Regions from separate parts of the Homo sapiens genome. Here regions 2 and 3 are each linked to region 1. A link is a loop called in an ENCODE intact Hi-C map of the cell type or tissue named here. Cell type or tissue: dorsolateral prefrontal cortex. All regions are shown on one strand. Region 1 overlaps DLG2 (discs large MAGUK scaffold protein 2). Region 2 overlaps CCDC90B-AS1 (CCDC90B antisense RNA 1). Region 3 overlaps DLG2 (discs large MAGUK scaffold protein 2).

Region 1 (8,000 bases):
TAAAATCTGTTCATAAAACCTGCATCCAGGCATGAGTAAGTGCTCCCAGCCTAGCTGTGTCACTGAGGAGCCCAAGACTTCTGTTTTCACTCAGAAAACATGCTTGAGTCAGAGAAGGGTGCAGTGACCAGGTAGGAAATGCTTCCCAGGGCACTGGCTTCTTCCTCTTCAGATTAGACAGTTCTTCAGTGCAGAGAAAGAAGCAACTAAAAATAGTGGAAGGGTGACAGATAATGTTTATTTAAAAGCACATATGTCATATGTCATATAAGCATTAAAAGGTACCATTATTACTATGGCATAACTTCATTTCCCCATAGCACAAACCAGATAAAATCTTCTTTGTCTTGTTTTGTGGCTTCCTTGTACAAATAGAGAAACTGTTCCTTGGATGAATTTCTTACCTTATCAGTAAGTGTGTTGAGTTCCTGACAAATAGAGGATGCCAAAGAAGTATCAAAGATGCCAGCACTAATATTCTGGCTGCAGGCAGTGCTTCTGCTTCTTAAAATATTGAAATATATTCTTGTTAGTAAAGAGCTTCTACCCTGGGCCCGCTGAGTGCTCCTCTACAAGCTGCTTCACACTGGAACCCCTGAATCCCTTCCCTAGGACTCTCACACATCTCCATGATTGAGCAACTAAAGCATTAATACCTGGCACAGCTAGTTGTAAATATTTTGACATCACTTCTATGTAATACTCATCTTATTTTTAAAGAACTTACGGCTACAATTAGGGAGAATAACATTTAGACACAGAAACAATGTGTAACTAAGTATTAAGATGTTTAAGGCAGCCATGTATGAGTTTTTAAAAAGTGGTAAAGGAGATATTTGAGGTTGTCTGGAAAGACAGGTCAGGGATTTGGATAGGGCAGAGGTAAAGGAGTAAAAGACAATGGCAGAATGTACAATTTTTAAAATTCATTTACTTAACAAATAATAACAAAATTCTCCATTTGTTTACTGCTGCTGTGTGCAAAGCACTGAATACATGTTATCTCATTTACTTCTCACAGTAGCACTATAAAAATAGAGGAGAAAATGAGGCTTGTTCACACAGTTGGAAAGTAGCAGGACAGCACATATGATACCCACCATTTCCCACAATGTTCAAGACACTGTATTAGGTGCTGGCATGGTGAATATGAAGATGTATCTTTCTACTTGTAAGGGCCAGTAGCAAACCCAAGGAAATATTGGCAGCCCCTTAATCGAACAAAAAAGTGCTAGTGGGCCTTCTACCATCAACAACCTCATTTTAAAATATTACAGGATAATGCATTATTGTCTTGCTTGCTTCAGTTGCCCCACTAGCAACATAAAGAGTAAAATGTGAGCCATAGGGTACTAGCTAAACTCATTATAATTTGATTATCTGATCTTCCAACATTAGTCTTCTCATGACCTTTTCATAACATAGGACGTTAGAAAAAGCAATAAAACACAGTCAAAATGTTTAGCCTATTGACAAAGTGTTGCTTTCCATCTTTAAATGGAAACTGAAAGAGCGAGCCTATTTATTAATGATTCTGTGGCAAATATTGCTTTTTTAAAAAACTCTCCAGTTATGCCCTGCACAACAATGAGCATGTGTTTGTCATGACTAAAAATTATATGGACAAATATATGTTTTTAGTCCAAAACATAGGCATTGCCTCATTTCTTACTAAAATACCTCACAGAGAGTTTTTTTTGTTTGTTTTGTTTTGCTTTGTTTTGTTTTTGAGACAGCCTTGCTATGTCGTCCAGGTTGGAGTGAGTGCAGTGGCGCTATCTTGGCTCACTGCAACCTCCGACTCCCGGGTTCAAGTGATTCTCCTGCCTCAGCCTCCCGAGTAGCTAGGACTACAGGTGTGTGCCACTACATCCAGCTAATTTTTTTGCATTTTTAGTAGAGACGGGTTTCACCATGTTGGTCAGGCTGGTCTCACACTCCTGACCTCGTGATTCACCCGCCTCGGCCTCCCAAAGTGCTGGGATTACAGGCGTGAGCCACCGCATCCAGCCTGAGAGTTTCTTGAAGACAGGGATTTGATTTCATTCATCCCTATATGCCTAGCATCTCACATGATGCCTCAACACAAACACACCAAAAATACTGGTTGATAAATGCCAGCTGATACATCCTTCAAAGGAGGATGGAGACAACATGAGATAGAAAAGGTGGGGAAGAATTTCTGAAGCTGAACTAGAAGATGATACAGGAATTTACTAGATATATAGAGAAGAGTATTGTTAGGAGTACACTGAGCAATCTTCCCAAAATAAGTAAGTATGCTCACAGAGTTTGCATGTTTAAGAAAATCAAGGAGGCCGGGCACGGTGGCTCACACCTGCAATCTCAGCACTTTGGGAGGCCAAGGTGGGCGGATCACCTGAGGTCAGGAGTTTGAGACCAGCCTGACCAACATGGAGAAACCCTGTATCTACTAAAAGTACAAAATTAGCCGGGCGTGGTGCCTGTAGTCCCAACCACTTGGGAGGCTGAGGCAGGAGAATCACTTGAACCCGGGAGGCAGAGGTTGCGGTGAGCTGAGATGGCACCATTGCAGTAGCCTGGGCAACAAGAGCGAAATTCCATCAAAAAGAAGAAGAAAAAGAAAGAAAGAAGGGGAAGAAAGGGAAGGAAGGGAAGGAAAGGAAAGAAGGGAAGGAAGGGAAATCAAGGAAGGCCTCAATGTTTCTACAACATTTTTTTCTCCTGGTGTCCCATTTCTCTAGATTTCCTTCCTTACTCCCTTCCCCTTTATTTGTCTTACCCTCCATTCATTCTTTAAAACTCAGGCTTCTTCAATAAATAATTGGCAAAGAAAAAAGAGACATAGGGGAAACACTTAAAAGTAACAAATTGTAAGCAATGAACATTTGTGTATTTCAATTCAAACAAAACATAAATGGTAAAACAAGTCATGACAATGAGACAATTGGAGATTTGGACATCAATTATATATGTGGTGAAAAGTTATTGGTAATATTTGAGATGTGACAATTGTATTGTGCTTATATTAAAAACAAGCACCCTTATCTTTTAGAGCTACACGCTGACATAGGCATGGATGAAATTATTTGCCTCAAAATAATACAAGAGAGGGAAAGGGAGTAGGGATATTGATGAAACAAAAAATAAATAAGCATTATTTATTTATTGATTAATTGTCCTTCTGAAAGATGTTTCTCTTCCCTTCCTCCCCACCAGTTGGGTCTTTCTTGCTATATCCCAAATACTCACAGCTTATTTCTTTAACTACATTTATCTTATTATATGATAATTATCTGTTTTGGTGGATCTTATCACCAGAGGGAGCTCATTAGTAAGGACAGATTTTTCTTTGTCCTTCCATTGACTGCTCATAGGAGGGGCTCAATAGTATTGGGTAGAAGGATGAAAAGATAAATGAATCGATACAGACTCTACATCAGGATGTGTGATTCAAGCAGTGTGGGTTCACGTTGATTTCCCCTACATTCATCTAATTCTTAAGAAATAAATCTCAATTTATGTTCTATATACCACACAGCATTTGCTCACAACGGAAAGCCATAAATGCAGCACTCTAATTAAAACTAGATAATTCACACATTTTCATTTAATATTAATAGAATACCACGTTGCAGGGCCATGTTCTTAATTAGGATAAGATAGCATTGTACCAAACCCATTTAGTTGTCATAGTGATAAGGAAGATATAAAGGAAAACATTTTCCTTGTGTTTAAAATTTTTAAAAATTAAATTAGGGTTATTTGAATCTACTTTTTAAATATAATATGTACAAAGAAATGTACGTGTACACAGAAATACATACATCTATATATGTATTCATGAAGATGGAGTACACCTTCCATGAGACACAGCAGCCTAGAATGTTTCTTTATAGAAACAAAAGTTTGCCTCCTTTTTATTTTTAAGGAGAATATTTTAATCAAATCACTTCATAGTAGTATACTATTATTGGAAATATCAATTTACTTAGATTCCCTTCTAATGTTAACATGTACATGCCCAAAAATTTGCCTGAGAAAGAATTTGGGAATATATCTGTCCTTCAGAGTTCTTAGTTACCCACCCAGGAGCAATGCAATGAGATAAATTTATTAAAACATTCATGATGTTCCCAAGAGAACCTGTTTAGCAGACCAGATGGAATTGCTGGGTTTTTTTGTGTTTTGGTTTTTTTTTTTAAAGAAATGTCTTCATCTATGACAACACAATGAATTTTCTTACATCTTAAAATTTCATGAATATGTGCTTGTGAGTGAGCCCAAAGGTATTCATTTTCTTCTGTGGTAGAGATAAAATTCCTGATATTAAATTGCAAATAAGGACAATGTATACCAAAACCTATCATGGTGACCAAGAAGTATTGAGACTCCATATATAGAGTCACCAGTGATGGGTTTTTTTTTTCTGTATGTCCAGAACCTAGCCTTGGCCTGAAACCTGTGGGTGCTTGGTAGATGTTTGTTGACATTTTTTCCTGCTTTCACCTTCTCCTGGGAACCTTGTCACCTACCACCACAAGCATCCACTCTATTTGTAACACGTAGAAGAAGCCTGGAAATGATAAAAGCACATTAACTGGAGAAAAGTCTACAGAGTTTGGCAAGACTCTTGAGAAATGCAGAGGTGAACTAGACATCTGTTTACTCCTAATCCTCATGGAACTCACTGGAATATTTATGATGCCTGTCCTCAGCTGGATAAGCTGGTTGAGTTAGGTAGATGTGATATTGCACCCACCACAGTATACATCACTGCTCTGAGAGCTAAGAGACCAAAGAATTTAAAGCATAGCTATAAGATTAAAATTATTTTCAGATAATCATCTTTTCACCATTTGGGTCAAGATTTGGTTTTAAACTATCTTTCCCTCTTAAATCCATAGCTCTTCCTTTGGCTTGTCCTAACGAGGAACTGCATAATTGCAAGTGTTTGCTCTTTCATTTATTCAGTTATCTAGAAAGTATTCATTTAGTGCTTACTTTATGTTTAGCACTGTTCTGGGTGCAGAGAAATACATGATAGCTTTTCATGTTTGTTTGTCTTAAATTTTTTCCTTTGTTTTTCAGGGTTGGAAAAGTTGTCTGTTCCTCTTTATTTCAGGGCATAAACACCCTTGTGGTCCCTTCAAAATAGAGTCAAAACATAGCAATCAACATGAAAATAGTTAAACTTGAAAATCATAGGCCATTATATTAAGGGTACAAATTATGCTTCGTTTTTAATTAAGTGGACCTAAGTTTGAAAGGTCAAGGGATCCTTCTGTTTATAAGAGGGTTGTATTCTTTTGTGAGCCTTAATTGTGTATTGCATATCTATAATATATGTATACATTGGCATAGAAATGTACATGTAGACAGAAATACATACATCTATATATGTATTCATGAAGATGGAGTACACCTTCCATGAGACACAGCAGCCTAGAATGTTTCTTTATAGACTTTTCAGCAGAAACATACTCAGTATCAATTTGCTTTTATATGTGGCCTTCTGAATTGAAAAGTTATTGCTAGAGGTGCGAATATTATTTTGCAGTAAATTAATAGGAATGAGTAATTTGAAAGAGTGTGAGTAGGGAGAGGGGGTTCATGAGGAGAGGGACCAGGACTGTTTTACCCACTACTGTATTCCTGGGACCTAACATAATACTCTGCCTGGCACACAGTAGCAGGGGTTCAGTGAATAAACAGATCAATTAGTACAAGCTCAGGATTGGGAAAATATTCCAATAGAGCATTTTGATGGGCCAGGAAATTCTTTGGCCATAAAATAAAGAAGAAATTTTTGCTGCCTGTAGATTTCATTAAACTCAGCAAACATGTATTGCCTTCTGAGTTTTACCAGGGACTAGTAATTTGGTGCTGAGCGAATAACTGTTCCTGGGCTTTAGAAGCTCATAGTCTATCATAAAAAAAAAATATATATATATATATATGTGTGTGTGTGTTTATATACACATATATATGTTTATATACACATATATATGTGTGTTTATATACACATATATATGTGTGTTTATATACACATATATATGTGTGTTTATATACACATATATATGTGTTTATATACACATATATATGTGTTTATATACACATATATATACACATACATATATACTTATACATATATACATACACATGTGTGTATATATACATGTGTGTGTGTATATATAGTTTTTCTTCCATTTTATTGTAATTTAAATTACAGTAATAGCATATGAGTACAATTATATTACTGTTAAAAAAGTACAGAGGTAACCCAGAGAAAACAGTGATTACCTCTACTTAGTAGGGCTAAGAAAAACTTCTCTGAATGTCTTTGCAGTATTTTAAAGAACCAAGGCTATCCCAGGTAGAATGAGCAGCCTATACAAAAGTATGGAGCTATGAAACAGCAAGATGTGTCCTGGGACTGATAGCTTTTTGTTCTTAAGCTATAAAATGTGTTGTCTTTGCAGAGAAGAGTGGTAGATGAGCCTGGAGAGGAAGAATTGAAAATAGATTTTCTTGGCAAATTGACAACTGGATATTTTTATGCATCAGTCTGAAAGCCCTCCATTCTACCTTGTTTCTACATAAATCTGACCCTGCTTCAATATCCACCACGTCTGTGATGCCAGACATAGCCATTGCTTCCATGAACATCAGCCTGAGTGCCCTCATTTTGTTTGTTTGGTTTCTTTGTTTTTGTTTCTGCTTTTTTTTTTTTTTTTTTTTTACTTCATTTCCCCAGAAAATTGCAAAGTGACTGGCAGCCAGGGGCCGTCATTTCCCTCTTCCTTTAATTTCTTTTTTTTTTTTTTTTTTTTTTGAGACGGAGTCTCACTCTGTCGCCCGGGCTGGACTGCAGTGGCACGGTCTCGGCTCACTGCACTCTGCCTCCCGGGTTCATGCCATTCTCCTGCCTCAGCCTCCCGAGTAGCTGGGACTACAGGCGCCTGCCACCATGCCCAGCTAATTTTTGTATTTTTAGTACAGACGGGGTTTCACCGTGTTAGCTAGGATGGTCTCAATCTCCTGACCTCGTGATCCGCCCGCCTCGGCCTCCCAAAGTGCTGGGATTACAGGCATGAGCCACTGCGCCCGGCCTCTTCCTTTAATTTCTGTACATGATTAGTAGCAAGACCTAGACCAACTAGAAGGAAGTTAGCCACCTCTGAAGAGAACATCACTAATTTCCTTAGCATGGCTTTCTGAATTGAAAAGGAGTTTGAACAAGCTGGCTGCATTTTTGGACCAACTACCGTGCTGAGACCTTTATATTCAGGTAATGAGTATTTGTGAAGCTCACATGAAATTCCTCCTTTAAGACTAGAAAACAAAAGTTCAATCCAAACCTTGGGATCGGCAGAAATAAAAACAGAATTGTTTACAAGTGAATGAGAAAATCTATTAACATCATGCCAGCTGCATATTCACCACCCTCCAGGAATGCATGTCAATCTGAATGTCATATCCTTAGACAGCTATAATAAGCGTAGGTAGGACAGAGTTTGCTTATCACCATTAAATGGTAATAAGTCCATTTCAAAGGGCAAATGAATGAAAAATGCACTTGAAAACTCATTGGATACACTAAGAAAAGGTTATCTAAACTTCATTGTAGACAGAAGACAAAAGCATATTTTAAGAAATTCTTCCTTAAAATAAATATCCTTTATTCATATTTTTATATATTTCATTGTCTTGGCTTATGTCTATGAATAGATACAACTTTAATTATTCAAAGGCAAACATGCCTAAGGAAAGATAAAGCGTTGACCGTATATCGCAGTTTGCCCAGGCCAGTTCCGGTGTATGCCTGGGTTTGGAAGAAGATCACAGACTCAAGGCAAATGGGGCTGGAATGAGAGTATGGTGTTGTTTAAGATCTGTTGGAGAGGGAATGAAAGGGACTCCATTCTTTCTCTGTATTTAGAGGTTGGATGAGAACTAGCACAGAAGGCCAAAGCCCAGGCTTTGAATTTTGCCCCCTTCACTTACCAGCATTGTGA
Region 2 (8,000 bases), 380 kb after region 1:
GCTGGCATCTCTGCAGCTGCTCTGGAGCTGAACAGTGTTGCATGTGTCTCCTTCTAGAGAGAAGAACACCACTTCCAGATGCAAGTACCACCTTTAGAAGTTTCCTACACTATCCAGAGGTCCTCTACTATACAGGCTACTTCCAATGTTTCACAGACATCCCTCTCTGCCTATAACAGCTTAGAGTATTGCAGTTTCTCCATTTCAAATTCTCTCATGTCTGGTTCACAGATGTTCTCGTGAAAGCTGGAGAGGATACGCTTTGTCATCTCTGGGTCTTCCACCAATGAATGTTCACCTATTTTGCAAAGGATTATCAATCCATTTCCCTCCAAATGGTCTTAGCACGAATGTATAATGTGGACCTGCTATGTAGCCATAGTCTTCAGTCAAAGGTTCAGTGACCAATCTAAGTGGAGCCAATAGAAGTCCCTTCCCTGGCAACTTGAAATTGGAACTAAGTGATGCCAGACTCAGCTGGCTACTCCCTTGAACAGGGGAGATATAAATGCAGACACTGTGGCATACCATTTTCTATCCCATGCACTAGATATCAGAGAAAACCAATCAATGTAGAGAAATAAGGCAGCAGACACGGAGAGAAGCGTGGGTAAGAGATGGAGATAGAAAATTCCCTGGTTCTTAGAAACTTTCCAAGCTCCACTTCCAATCCTTTCTGAGACCTTCATGCATTACTGCCTTTGGATTTCCTGAACTATCCCTATACAGTTATTATTTTATATTCCCCTTTTATGATTTCTGCATTTACCAATCAAAGTGATCCTGATAAATGCTATGCTTTTATTGCAAAAAATCTCACAGCAAAAGCTGGCTAGTAATTTCTCATAAAAGGTCAACAACATAGCTGACAGCAGCAGCCTAGAAAGTTCTTGAGGAAGACTGCTTGGTGTAGCAGAAAGATGTTCTTTGGGGTCAGACATCCAAAGCTTCAAATCCCACCACTAGAAGCTACATGGCACTGAACAAGCTCTCTAACCATTTTAGACTTCAGCTTCTTTATCTGTAAAAGGGGTATAATAATTACCATTAGGCAATGTTGTTCTGGGGACTAAAACTCATGTCCAAAGAGTGCTTAGCACTCTCCTTGGCACATAGGATGGATGTGATAAGAAAGAACTACTATTTCTTTAAATGCCTATTTTAGGGTTTCCCTCAGGGAAACTGTAACTGTAATGGGTAACCCTGGTTTAAAAGTTTCCCAAATAAAGCCAGATGTCAAAATTATATAGCTCAGAAAAGGCTGGCTTTCTTCATGATCAACATGTACATCTACATCCAGTAAGATCAAACAAACAGAAGTGGGCCTTTTAAATGTAAAATTACCACATGACCCTGCAATTTCACGCCTACATAGATACTAGAAGAACTGAAAAAATATATTCAGACAAGTACATGTATGCACATGCTCATAGCAGCATTATTCATAATAGCCATAAAGTAAAAAGACCCCAAATGTCTATCAGCGAATGGATGGATAAACAAATCATGGTACTGATTGTGTGCAATAGAATACTGGCCATGAAAAGGAATGAAGTACTGATGCATGCTGCAACACAATGAACTTCCAAGATATTTTGCTAAATGAAAAAAGCCATATACAAAAGGTCACATGTATGATTCAATTTACGTGATACATCCAGAATAGATGAATCCATAGAGACAGAACACAGATCGGTGTTAGTCAGGGGCTGAGAGGAGTGGGGAAGGGGAAAAACCTGCTAAATAGGTCAGGAATTTTACTTTGGAGTGATGGAAATATTTTGGAACTAGATAGAGGTGGTAGTTGCACAACATTGTAAGTGTACTAAATGCTACTGAGTTGTTCACGTTTAAATGGTTAATTTTATGTGACGTGAATTTCTCAACAAATTTTTTTAAAGAAATGACCTAAATTACACAAAGAGCTAACAATAAAAGAAAGACCTTCTTGATGATAAGAGCTGAAAACAGGGTAAGGCTGGCAGGAGTAAAATCAATGAAGGGCCCCCAAATTCTCCCCACAGTAGTATAGATCAGTTCTTAAGAGATAGCTTTGTGGAGTCAAGGGCTCTTCCCCAGAGCCTAAGGTAGTAGCAGGAAAAGGCCTGAGGTAGGAGTCAGGAGCTGTGACTATGTCACTAAATAATCAGCGCCTCTCCCCTGAGCCTCAAGCTCCCTCAGTTGCAAACCCAGAAAACTACCTCCCGAGGCTGTTGTGAGGCTCAAAGCAAACAGTGAATATGAAGGTTTTCATTACCCATTATAAAAATGCAAAGTTTTCCATGTGCTTCAGGGTTGAAATTCCAGCTTGTTGTATGTCCCTGAACAAGCTACTTAACCCCTCTAAGTCTTGTTTTTGTCTCTACCTACCTTACATGATTGTTGGAGAATTAGAAATAATATACGCAAAGTGCCTGGTACCCACTAAACCCTCAGTAAGTTGAAGCTATTGTTAAATGGGTGGGAACAATTTCAGCAAGGAAGGGAAGGAATAAGAGAAAATGAGCAAAATGGGTGTTGGGATGAAGGTGGGAGTCAGTGGAAATGTCATGGCCAGTGCAGGATTATGGCAGCCTAAGGGGAATATATAATCTAGAAATGGCATATGTGCTGCCCCCTTTCTCTCCTGCATTCATATCAGATACTACCAATCAATCATGTATTCTTTACTGCTGCACCAAGATATGGCCTCACAACACTCATCACTTTGTTCTAAGCAGCCACGGTCAATTGAAGGGTATTGGCATGAAGATGAAACCCATTTGTCACTTCTGTACTAACAGTTTCTTGGAGGATGAGGGATGATGTGTCCCTAAGAGTACACATAATTTCACAATTTGTGCCATGTACCCAGTTAAAATAAATTGGTGGAAGGAACAGGGGTGACTTATCTATGCAGTGTGCAGCACAATCGATTATGAGTTCTACCACGTACTTGCTCTGTGACCTGGGACAAGTCACTTCAGCCTTCTGAACCTGTTTTCCCATCTATGAAACAGGAGCAATGGTACCCAGCTCACGGAGTTGCCAAAGAGCTCAAATGAGCTCATGTGTGTGAGATAAGAGATGAGGCAACACCTACATGTGAAGAATTTTTGAGGAAGAATGCCCCACCTTGTTGTTGGAGACAGGAAGGATACAGACCATGCTGAGAGTTTAGTGAGATTTTTCAGCTCTGCTATACCCCAGTGCGGAAAATGAATTCCAAAGTCAAGACCCCAAAATCCTATTTCCCTAGTCTTTCCCAGTGAGGTCCAAGGCAGCCAAGTCATACAATGAGGAGGACTTCTCCAATCAGGTACCTTGAGGCTGGAGCTGTAGGCTCTGCCAGGCCAGGGGTCTTCTCTGACCAGGAAAGGGGCAGATGTCTAGGGTTTTCCAGATCAGTACCTAGGACAGGGAATCTAGGTGAAATACACAGCCTTGACCGCTGAAGGACTCAGCAAAGGGCAGGCAAACACCCTTTTGGTTTTTTTCCTTTTCTTTTCATTTTTTCGTTTTCGTTTTTGAGACAGGGTCTCTGTTGCCCAGGCTGGAGTGCAGTGGTGCAATCAGGGCTCACTGTAGCCTTGACCTCCTGGGCTCAAGAGATCTTCCCACCTCAGCCCCCTGTGTAACTGGGACTACAGGCATGTGTCCCATTGCCCGGCTAATTTTTTTTAATTTTTATAGAGACAGGAGCTCGCTATGTTGCCCAGGCTGGTCTCAAATTCCTGGGCTCCACTGATCCTCTCACCTTGGCCTCCCAAACTGCTGAGATGACAGGGTGAACCACCATGCCTGGCCACCTTTCTTTTCAAAGCTACTCCCTAGCCTAATGCCCTTCAGTGATTCCTCTTACTCATGGATAAAGTAAAAAAGACCTTGAAGGCCAGCCTCACCTTTTCCAACCTCACCTTCTGAATTTCCCTACCCTTAACCCATTGCTCCAGCCATTCTCTCCATTCCCAAATGAACCAGGCTCTCTCACACACACTTCCCGGCTTTTGCAAGTGCTGTTGCCTTTTCCACACAACGTACTCCACACCACCATTCACCAAATCCATTTAACCAAACTGTCTTTCACACATCCTTTCAAACTAATGCCTTCCGACGGATCCCTGCTTAGGGTAATATAAGCCTCTCTTATGCATTCCCTTGGCAGCCTATACTACCCTTCATCATAATATTTATTACAATAGACTGTTGACAATCTGAGAGCAGGACTGTGTTTTATGTTTATATCTTCATGGCTTAGCACAGTGCCTGGCACCATAAATAGTGTTCAATAGTCATTCAAAGAAAAAATGAGTAATCGATGAGAGACACCAGGTTATGATGTAACATTGCAAAGTATATAATGTTTTGACAGCTCTTTCTTCTTCTTTTCTACCATTCTTTTAATCATTCTTTTCTTTGATTTATTTTAATGGGCAAACTCGGAATCGGGTGTCATTGCCAGCCTCCCTGTATAATTAGGAAAAAAAAAATTTCCCCAGATTTTCAGGGAATACGGGCTGATAGTCACTTTCCAGCCATGCAAAATGTGAAATTAACATAAAGCTACACAAAGCTTTTGTGACAATGGGCCCTCTGACTCAGCTTCAGAGATGAGAGCAAAGAAGCAAAGAATTGTCCTTGGTTCTTTTCACATCCTCCCCCTAGTGGCAAGAGCTCCAAGTAAGCTAAGGAAGAAAATGAAACCCATTTGGTCCAGAGCTCTCTCTTTCTCAATGCCTCATTCACAGGCTTTAAAACACATCGAGATTCCTTCACATCACCTATTCCAAGAGAAAATGACTGACACATGTGAGTGGTCCAGGCTGCATTCTCTCTCCGTGAAGTCACCAGAGCTATAGTCGTAGTCCTGGGTGATCTCTGGTCATCTGATACAATTGTGCCCAAGCTGGGACCCCAGACCTCTAAACATCAGAGGAAAGAGTACTGGAGCAATGGGGTCCTCAAGAGGATTTGGACATATTAAAATGCCTCAAAAAATTGTATCATTGCTGGAGATGAAATTGGAAACCACTGAAGAAATTGGCAAGTATCTTCGCCTTCCCCTGTAAATTTATCAGCTTACTGTTAAATCAGCACTGCTTATCTCCCACTCACCAACAGTAACTTATCTTGAATTAATGGAAAATAGGAAAATAAGTAGTGGCTTCATACATGTTGTTGGTAAAGAGTGTAAGCTGTGTTTTAAATGGGAGCTTATAAAGGTAAAAAAAAAAAAGTGGTTATTTGCAATGAAAAAAACCAGGACCCACTTCCCTGCTACCCTGTTGGCCTTTGAGATTTAGATAAACTAGGCTGCTTTCAGCAGGGGAGCATTTCTCATGTCCAGGCCATCTCATCAGACATTGGAAGAGGAAAGGATTCATTTGCCTACACTAGCAAATGGCAAATAGTTATTTTCTAGAAAGAAATTCAAACTGATTTTTATCTATTTTAGCTCAAAAAATTTCAAAATCTCCTGCAAGTCCACTGTATGAAATTCAATTTCCTTAGTCTTTTTTATTCTACCTTTTTCATTTTGTTCACCCCAATTCCACCCAGTCTTCATATAATTCCTATGCCCCAGTCTACGAAGTTTCCTCACCAAACTATGACCATATTTTGAACATTCACTCATTCATTCAACACACACTTACCAAAAGCTTGTTATGGCCCAGGCATGATAAGCACTGGAGACACCATGACACATATGGTCTCTACCATAATGGAGAAAACAAATATTAAGTGCAGAGACATGGGAAGGCTGGGTTGCTGTATGAGTCCATAACAAAAGTACCAAATCTGCATGTTGTTTGAGTGGGAATGACTTCTTAAAGAGTTACTCTAAAAAGTCACCATTTAAACTGGAATCTGAAAGATATAAAGGAATTGGCCAGATAAAGAGGAGAAAGAGCTCCAAGTTGAGTAGTGATGCTTTACCATATGCAAAGTCCCTGAGTAGGAAGGAGCAAAGCGATGAGTAAATTGTACTTGCTCACTCCAATCCTCTCTCCTGGACCCCTTGCCTTACAACCTCTACTAACTAAAACCCCTAAGGTTCAAATCCTATCTCTTCTTGATAACCATTATCAAAAAGCATTTAACCTTCAACTGAATTATAGGATTTATTATTTTCTTAACATTTACATGACACTAACCTATTAAAGCTCTGTGTTGAAGGCTATTAAAATGCTTGTTCTATTCTCTCAGTTATTAATATATTACAAATTACTGGAGAGCAGAAATCTTTGCAATCCTTGCGTATCCTAGCAGAAATCCCTGCACGTAGTAAGAACTTGAATAGTTGTTGGATTGAACTGGTTTTCTTTACATTCCTCACATCTAACCTTAAACCTAGCTGGCACTCAGATATTTCTGTAAGTAAAACTGGAAAAATGAAAAATGTTTAAAAGTCCAGAGAAGAATAATATTGTGAAGGGTCCGAGATCTTACCCTATTAGCAGGCTATCAAGTTATCCTGTCATGGTTGCATGGATGCTGGTAGAAGATATGAGACTCCTTGCTAGAAACAAAGAACCCAATTACTGATGGTGCAGCGAGCAGCACGAGTATCGGCATATTTGTGTCAGCTCCCCTTGGCCCCAAGTTCATGGGGATGATGCAGCTGGGGCTACGTAGATGCCTGAGCACGTACAGTACATTGCATTACAGAGAGGAACCCTGACCTATGAGAACACAAATCTTTTATAATAGGCAGTAAGCATGAGGCCTTTTGCTCCAGAGAGAGATGCTATATTTCCTAAGGTTGTTCGTTATACAAAACTGCCACAACAAAAGGCAGAGAAGACCTCCATTTGTAAAACATACAGAAACATGAGACACCCATGGAAATTATTTCCTAACTCTGAGTAAGCAGGTATTATTATTGTTTATTGGGTGCTTGTATATGCCAGGTCCAGTGCTAAGTATTTTAGATGCATCATCTTTTCTATTCCTCTCAACAAACATGAGAAAACATTAACAAATTTATGGAAAAATATTTTTATAAATTAAGATGTTTAACAAAGAAACAATAGCAACCAAGGAGAATCTGAAAATACACAGGAGCATTAGGAGGTCTCAGAGAGGAGCTGTATCTATTAGCTGAATACTATCTGGACTCACTTCATCTGCTATTCCTGCTTTTCCTTCCTATGCTTCTCTGGCCTGCATGGTAGATTATGGATGACCCAAGCTCCTGCACTCACTTGATATAGTTCCAGCCAGCCTCAGAGAATGATTAAGAATCCCTGGATCTAATTGCCACTTCCATCAAAGAGAACATAATCAACACTGTATATGTGTGTTACAGAGAGAGCTTTATGTTAATATAAATAATAGTAACATGAATTAATATATAAAGAGATCCACTTTTTTCATAATAATTCCTTAAGTTAAGTAAAATATTGTGATAACACTTACTGGTCTGTATCTTCCACTAGCCTGTTAGCTCCTCCCAAGCAGGGATCCTATCATTTAACAGAATTATAATCATGTATATAATTATAATTATAATCCTGTATATAAGAATTATACAGAATTATAATTATGTATATACATGTATTAAGGATTTTCCTGTCACTAAGATTATTTTTAAAAATACTAAATTCTTGCATAATATTCCAAATTGGGACACTTCTGCAAGTTATTTAATCACTTTTGAATACTTAGACTATTTTCAATTTTTCACTACTATAAATAACATTGCAATAGTCATCCTTTTCAAAAATCTTAGCTACAGATGTGATTATTTACTATGGATAGCTTCTTAGAAGTGAAACTCTAGGCCAGGTGCGGTGGCTCACAGTTGCCTGTAATCCCAGCACTCTGAGAGACCGAGATGGGTGGATCACCTGAGGTCAGGAGTTCAAGACCAGCCTGACCAGCATGGCGAAACCCCACCTCTACTAAAAATACAAAAATTAGCTGGGTGTGGCAGCGCATGCCTGTAATCCCAGCTACTTGGGAGGCTGAGGCAGGAGAATTGCTTGAACCCGGGAGGCTGAGGTTGCAGTGAGCCAAGA
Region 3 (8,000 bases), 150 kb after region 1:
AAAGTGGCAATAGGAAAGCAAAATAGGAAACCATTTCTAAAGAGATCAGAGAGGACTATCATCCTTGGACATTTGTCCCGACTGTTCCTAGTAATATTCTATTTCCTTTTCCAAAGCCTTACGCTCCCTTTAAGAGCAGATGTTGATTATGAGAGAGGGGATGGGGCAGAAGCTACAGGGATAGGTTGATAGCAAACTCCCAAAATCAAACTGCAGCTGGCATTGAGAAATCTCATTTCTATTTCATAGATTCTTAGAACTTTCCATATGGCCATTGACTTAATTTACAAATGAAGAAACTGAGACTCATTTCTCTAGGACACACAAAGAGCTGGTAGCAGAGCCTACTATTGTGTCACTTATCAAAAAATCAATGTGACAGTCAGTATTTCGTTAGCAAGATGGGAATTTTATTTGCTTCACCAGAGTGAGTTATAGGGATTGATTTTGTCACAGCTTCAAAGTGACATTTTGACAAAAGAAATGTCATTACTGCCCTCGAAAGAAAGCTCTTTAATGGAGCCGGTCTTGGAATGGCCAGAGCCAGGCAAAGATCTCAAATGTCCAGAGGTGATCTACAGATCCATGGAGGAGAGGTGGAAGGAGAGCCATACTGCTGCACTCCAGGGGGCATCAGGAAGGCAGGCTTTGCCCTCAAGGTGAATAAACTCAGAAGAGGCTACTCTTTGATGTCTTTGTTATTACTTTTCTTATTCCAAGCCTTCTAACACCTTCCTCACTGGTCTTCCTGGCTCACCTTTCCTCTCGGATTCTTTCCCTATACTGCATGCAGTGTGGTTTTAACTGGTCTTATATTTTTATGTATAAAGAACAAAGATAGGCATATGTCCAGGGAATTTTGCAGCTTCAATAGCCCAACGTGGAGACACTTTATAACTTGTTATGTTTTCTTTTGAATGTGATAATCACATCTATCCAAACCTTGAGTTCCCTTGTCCACTGAGAACCACCTGAGCCAGCACACAGATAACTGTCTGATCAAGATGTGCTAGTGGCTTTTCTGAAAATGGTTCTCAGAGGAAACCCCAGTCAAGTCTCCATGTCTGAGACATGTTAAGGTGTGTCCTATGTAAACCCTGAAAGCCGATGGAACTCAAGGAACATTTTGGGATGAAAAAGTTCATATTATTTTATGTATTCCTCATAGTCTATTTGTCTCAAGTTGCTGATGACGAAACTGCTATTCTGTGGAATGGCGTGGAGAATAAACTACATTCCTTATGTATTTTTGTGCACAGGCATTTCTGCCACTTGGGTCCACAAAGCACTGCCATTGAAACTGTCAAGTTAATCTGCAACCTTATATACAAAATGTATTATAATTTATAACTGAAAAATCTGTTCACAGTGCACACACACACATACTCATGTTTACAATATATTTCAGTTTCTAAAAGAGATATCGTTCAAAATGAGCCTTGAAGAATCAGTAAAATCTAATCAGGTGTAAAAAGATGAAAAGAGTGTTGTTGGCAGAAATCAGGAAACAGCCCGGTGTGCTCAGGGAAGCCAAGGAAGCTTAATATTACGTAAGTGCAAAGCATAAGTACAAAGCTTCAAGTGTCCAGAGATAACGCAGAGAAGTTGGAAACCAGGTCATGAAGGTCCTCCATCTTGAGGGCAGTGGAAAGCCTTGGGAGGAATTCAGCAGAGGTTAGATTAGAATTTAGCAGATCATTTTGCTGTGGTGTGAAATAAATTTCCAGAGGGAGGCAGCCCCAGAGGGCAGGGATCCATTTCAGTAATTCAGGTAAGACATGGAAAAGACCTGACCCAGGACCATAGAGTAGCTGTGGAGAGAAGAAACCAGAAAATTTTCAGCAGGAAAAAAAAAAAGTGTATCCTGCAGCATCTACATCAGAATCAGCTGAGGTGCTTATTAAAAATGGAGGTGAGCAGGCTCAACCCCTGTCCTGCAGGATCAGAATCTCTGGAGATGGGGGCAGGAAAGCTGCATTTTAACAAGCTCCCCAGAGATTTTGTTAGGCATGCTACTAATTTGAGATACACAGGCACAGTGGAAAAGTTTGGAATCAGACAGAATAACCAACTCCTATCAATTATCATAACTTATCTAAGCCTAATATGTGAAAATAGAAATCATATTAAAAGATACAATATATGTAAAGTACTAAGAAATATTAGTCTATCTTTTGCCCACCCCTACCCACAAGCACATACCTCTTAAACTCTCACCCTTATAAGGCTAGAATGAGCAACTTCCTAACACTACTCTTTTCTTTAGATTCCAAATCTCCTTTTGCACAGAGGAAGAAGGGAGAGTTGCCAAAACTGCCCTGTGTGCATTTGCATACGGTGTTTTTGACCTTGTGCTTGTTTAGTTGGGGAGAGAAGTTACCACTGGCTGACTCTAATGGGCAGGAAGATGGAGCTTGGCAGCAGGACTGATTCTAAACCCCGCCCCCTGCCCCTGCCATTGGCTGCAAATCCAGATGGTTTCTGAGTTCTCTGCTATCTTGTGTAGCTACCTACAGGAATTTCTAGAAGAACACACTTGATCAGTGCTTACTGCTTTGGAGAACCATTGCATCTCATTTAGGATACCAGTTATTCTGAACATCTGTAGATTTGTTATTTTCTACATATTATTTTTATAACCATTGCTCATTTGCTCCTAACAGTAACCCTGTGAGGTAAATATTATAAATATGCCCGTTTTGCAGATGAGAAAACTGAAGTTAAGAAAGGATAGATAAATTACCCAAGCTCCTACAGCTAGTAAGTGGCAGAGCTGGGCCCTGCATTACATATTGTTATTGTGCAAGCAAATCAAAATAATTGATTCTTTAGAAGATTTTTACATATGAACTAATTCCAGATGTTAGTAGCATAGCTAATTCTATCCATTCAAGTACTGATGGTAAGACTAAAGTAATATAAATAGGAGTTGTATAATATGTGGTTATGTAATATAAATAACAAGTATAGTTTTATCAGATAACACTGAGCTTTTGTTAAATCTTCTTTTCATCATTAATTCAAGGTAAGTATTATTCAGAAAATTTAGCTCAACCCATTTCTACTTTGGGAATTATTAAAGAATAAATTCTGATTCACTATAGGACTTCCTTTCATCTGACTCTGTAGTAATAGGCCTACAGTCATACCGTTGAGCTTGCAGGTTTCACTTTGCAAAAGTTTTTAACTATCTCAAAGCTAAAACATCAACACTGAAAGATAAAGATGCAGAAGTGAATGTCCAGTCATCTGACTTGCTCACTATGGTAATTATTGCCAGACTCTTAGCAAGTAAAAAGAGTATATCTTGCCTCTTAACTATACATTGTGTTTATATGTGGGTAAAAAGGTTTTTTTAAAAAATAATAGCACGTGTAATATCTGAAAAGAGTTTCAGCAACAGCTTCCAATATGTTCTTAATATTTATAAAAATACCTAATTACCTTGCATTTTGATTAAAAAAAAAAGGGGGGGGGGGCTCTAAAATTAGACTATCCTATTCTTAACTTTTCTGACTACATGACCTGGAGCAAATAGCTTCTCTTTCTGAGATGTGATTTTTCAACTATAATAATAAACTCTGGAGAATAGATAGCAAGTTCCTTGAAGGCCAGGACTATGAATTATTTAGGGCCTAAAATAGTTCATGGCACTCAACCAATAAGTATTGAATTAAATAATGTGAGAAGAAAGAACATGGTGTATTAGGAGAAAAATCATGTAAATTAGAAGGCACAGATCACTTTTTTTTTTTCTATAGGTTGTGAATGCAGAACCAAATAATTTATTGTTGCCTTTAGAGGAAGGTTCTCTTGATCTGAGTGTTACTTCCTTTTATTTCAATAAATAGGTTTTGAGTTTCCTGTATGCACTGGATACCGCTCTGGCCACTGGGTGGAGACGTAGATGAATAAGACCCCACCTCTGCCATCCCAAGACTTTCTTTTGGTACACACCACACACATACATATACACACAGCTATAGCATAAGGCAAAAAAGTTTAGCAAAACATGAATAGAGTCTTAACAGGTATTCAAATGGGCGGGAGAGCCTACTCCATGTGAGAGCAATTAAGAAAGGGTCCGAAGAAAAGGTAGCATTTTAGCTAACTCTGTGAGGAGTAAGTGCACTTTAACACTTAGAAAACAGCAGGAGCAAAAGTAAACGAATAGAGGGTATCTGGTGACCAGCGAGTATTCCATTCAATGGGCACACACAATGGGGCAGTGGTAAGGTTGTAAACATAGCTTGAGGCCCAGTAACAGAGGGCATTAAGTATTCCTTTAAAATTTTTGAAGAGGCTCTTCTTTGGGTACTGGGGAGCCCTTCAAGGTTATTGGATGGAGGAGTGACAGGCTGTGTTTGTAAATAAAGAGGTTGACTCTTGCTGGGAGGATGGATGGTGGGGACTTGGGAGGGACTGGAGTAGGGAGACACCTAGGGAAGGACGGTGGGATGACTCAGGGGAGAAATCATAGAGCCTACATCCTAGGAATTGAAGGGAGCCCACAGATGGCAATGGCATGTAGGGGAGACTGTTAAAAATGTCATTCATGAACATGTGGGGGACCCTGAATAGAATTGGTAGAGAAGGGGTAAAAGGCGAATGGTGCAAAGTAACTGCCCACTAGGAGGACAGTGGAAGGGAAATAAACTTGGCAGAGTCCAGACCGGAAATTAAAATTGTATGTATGCTTTTAAATCTATCCTCTAGCAGGCATCTCACCAACACCTCACTCCAACACATTTGCCTTACCTGGTAAATCAAGTCTGCAGCATTAAGTAATTGCTACGTGTTATCAGAAATCAATGGCAGTTTATACATGATACTGGAATAACCACCAAATTAAACTGAAAACCAACCCAGGTCAGAATAAAAAAAATTGTCACTAAAGTAAACTTTTTAAAATTGAAACTAATTTTAGATTGATTGCCAGGTTAAAACCAGAAAGCTGGCTGTGATAAATCCACTTCTCCCCCAGGACTAAAATTCTTTGTGGATACTGGAAAATAAGTCCTTGTATTTGCAAAGCACTTTTGTACCTTACCCATTTGATAAATAAAGAGGCAGGGTCAGAGGAAATAAGTGACCTGTGTGCAGTCACACAGCCAGACACTGTTCTTTGGAGGTCCATGAATATTTATTTAGTATACAGTTCCATTTAATTTGTGAAGGTTTACAAGACGTCTTTCATGTTCAGCACTGTTCTAGGGCCTGGGGGAAAACAAGGACGCCTGAGCCTTTGCCCATGCTCTTGGCAAACATTAAATGGTCTGGCAAACATTTGGATTTCCTTTGAAGTTGGCAGTCTCGATACATGATCTATTCTTCTTAGGCAGTCAACAAACTTAGTACTGCCATCCCAGCTATGCCACTGGCTGTGTCATCTGAGACAGACCAGTTACTCCTATGTAAAGTGGGACATGTAAGAGGGTTAAACTTACCTCATTAAGATGCGAGCTACACAAGAGTCATAGCATGAAGGCTATTGAGTCAAATCAAAAGTATACCTCTCAAGAAAAACATCCATGTGTAGCCCACTCTATCTATCTATCTATCTATCTATCTATCTATCTATCTATCTACCTACCTACTTACCTGTCTGTCTTTCTTTCTATCTATCTATCTATCTATCTATCTACCTACCTACCTATCTACCTACCTGTCTGTCTGTCTTTCTATCTATCTACCTGCCTACCTACTTACCTACCTAGCTAGTTAGCTATCTTTCTATCTATGACAACGCAGTAAGCACCATGAACCTGCCACCTAATGTGAAAGCATGAGCAATGAAAGGTATATCATGACTAAGGATTATGATTTTTCCCTTTCTGTGCACTTGAAATCCCTGTAAGAGAAAAAGAGAAAAATAATTTCCATGACTCCAGGGCTATTGGTATACATAGGCAACAATGGGGAAGCTATGAGAAACATCTTTTATTTGTTAGTAGTGATAACCGTAATGCAGTTTCCATTCATTCACAGAGTTCTGAGAAATCTGAGTGACACAACTACAAAGTGAGAACTTTTCCAATTACTGTCTCAAATTTATTACAAGCACTTGTCAATATAAGTGAAAGCCTATCTCACTTGAAAAGAAGTAAAAAGTTTGCAGATATGCCATTCGCCTTTTATGTTTTGACAACTTCATGAACATTTGTAAAGATTTTACTAACACGTCCTGTTTGAACACTCTTGATGTGGTGGTTTTTCCTGGAAGGCCCTAAGAAGCCACCATTTTGCTCTGTAATTGACTTGTGCTCACCTGCCCAAAGAATTAATACCATAATGAATTTGGGGCATGAGGTAAATGTGAATGACAAACCTGGTCACTCCTTATTCATAGAGAAGGATTCTGTGAACACCTCCCAAGTCTAATGGCTCTAGGTGAAGTGGAGTCTAAGCCCAAATGACAGTCAGAAAAAGACAGATATGAATCTACGATTGCCAATGGATGGAATGATTGCTTTGTTGCAGGTAAAAGCTCCCCATCACCCAGCTCATCCCATGAGCTGCCTGAACTTCTGTGTTTATGCCCTTCGCAGTAATAGGCAAAGCTCACATTTGGCAAATAAAGAATTTGACTTTGATTAGTATTTTTTAAATGTGATAACAATACAATTGATGTTTTTTGAAGATTACATATAAGCCAGGTGTTTTTGCTAAATAGAACAATTTTTCTCATTAAATCTTCACAAGAATCCCATGAGGTGAAGAATATAGGGTCCCCTTTTAAAGAAAATAATATTTCTGGGCACCCATGCCCCCAAGTGTTGACTAAATCTTTTTATAATGATGTTACCTAAATACATAAAAAACACAAAATTAGGGGCAAATACCTTATAGCTCTTATATCATCTATCATGTTCAAATAAATTTACAAATTAAACACCATATATGTAATAGTGGTATATTGTAACAATAAAATTCAAAATTACAGCATTAATGTGATTAGTGATACTTTAGTAAAACTAAATCTTCTTCCACAATGTAATCGTGGTTGTGGCTGCTGTGTGGAAATTTTGGAGTTGCACCTGCTGAGTGCTAGGGAAGACTCAGTTCTCTCACCACTGTTTCTCTACAGTACACCCCGCTGCAGAACCACTGCAAAGGCCCCATCTGGGTCTTACTCCATACCATTTACCCAGCCCCTAGTACTGAGACTGACACCTTGGAGTCATTAAATGAATAATTATGGACCTCAGTTATACTACAGACACCCTCTGTGGCTGCTCTCTCTGCACTGTGTTTTAAGTTCCTGACCCCCACACTTGATGGGTTTTCTTGCCTAGTTGCACAGTGCTCAGCTGTACTCTCTTGGCACTGTCAGCAGATAGCTGTATGGAGCAGCCCCTCAGTCCAGCCCCCTCCCACACTGAATTTGCTATTTTAAATCTACGAGCTGAGAAACCCCAGGAACAAACTTCTTTTTTTTATTTATTTATCGTTAATTCTCATTTTTACCATTTTTAATTTCATCTCACATCATAGTAAGTACAAATATATACATATATATATGCTAAGACTCTGATGGGTAGATTTTGTGACTTTTCTGTCAACTGTGCAGCTCTGCTTCTTTGGGATATATAATTCAGACACTTAAAGTTGCTGGTTAGAAGATGGCCGAATAGGAACAGCTCCAGTCTACAGCTCCCAGCATGAGCAACACAGAAGACAAATCACTTCTGCATTTCCAACTGAGGTACTGGGTTCATCTCACTGGGGATTGTCGGATAGCGGGTGCAGTGCACCGAGCATGAGCCGAAGCAGGGTGAGGCATCGCTGAAGCAGGGTGAGGCATTGCCTCACCCGGGAAGCACAAGAGGTCAGGGAATTCCCTTTCCCAGCCAAGAAAAGGGGTGACAGATGGCACCTGGAAAATCAGGTCACTCCCACCCTAATACTGCGCTTTTCCAATGGTCTTAGCAAACGTCACACCAGGAGATTATATCCCGCGCCTGGCTTGGAGGGTTCTACGCCCATGGAGCCTCACTCTT

Evidence for each region. Peaks named below come from ENCODE experiments on the same cell type or tissue, not always from the same donor. Only the 100,000 strongest peaks of a DNase experiment are listed, where the experiment ranks them.
Region 2: a loop joins it to region 1, with 5 times the contacts of the local background. A loop is called at or near these places in 12 of 110 quality-filtered maps.
Region 3: a loop joins it to region 1, with 4 times the contacts of the local background. A loop is called at or near these places in 7 of 110 quality-filtered maps.

What each region holds. Positions count from the first base shown.
Region 1 is chr11:83,666,793-83,674,792 of GRCh38, reverse strand. All of the region lies in intron 18 of DLG2 (discs large MAGUK scaffold protein 2), which reads left to right. The region is part of intron 6 of DLG2-AS2 (DLG2 antisense RNA 2); the gene reads right to left. Among named protein-coding and RNA genes, the nearest start is that of DLG2-AS2, 33 kb to the right of the region's middle. In dorsolateral prefrontal cortex, a CTCF peak has its summit at 3,286 (motif pointing right); no DNase peak of the experiment used is centred here; H3K27ac peaks cover 272 bases.
Region 2 is chr11:83,289,785-83,297,784 of GRCh38, reverse strand. The region is part of intron 1 of CCDC90B-AS1 (CCDC90B antisense RNA 1); the gene reads right to left. Among named protein-coding and RNA genes, the nearest start is that of CCDC90B, 7.4 kb to the right of the region's middle. In dorsolateral prefrontal cortex, CTCF peaks have their summits at 4,441 and 4,646 (motif pointing left); a DNase peak (open chromatin) is centred at 4,594; H3K4me3 peaks cover 1,116 bases; H3K27ac peaks cover 1,318 bases.
Region 3 is chr11:83,518,284-83,526,283 of GRCh38, reverse strand. The region is part of intron 21 of DLG2 (discs large MAGUK scaffold protein 2); the gene reads left to right. Among named protein-coding and RNA genes, the nearest start is that of DLG2-AS2, 120 kb to the left of the region's middle. In dorsolateral prefrontal cortex, a CTCF peak has its summit at 4,484; no DNase peak of the experiment used is centred here; H3K27ac peaks cover 1,029 bases.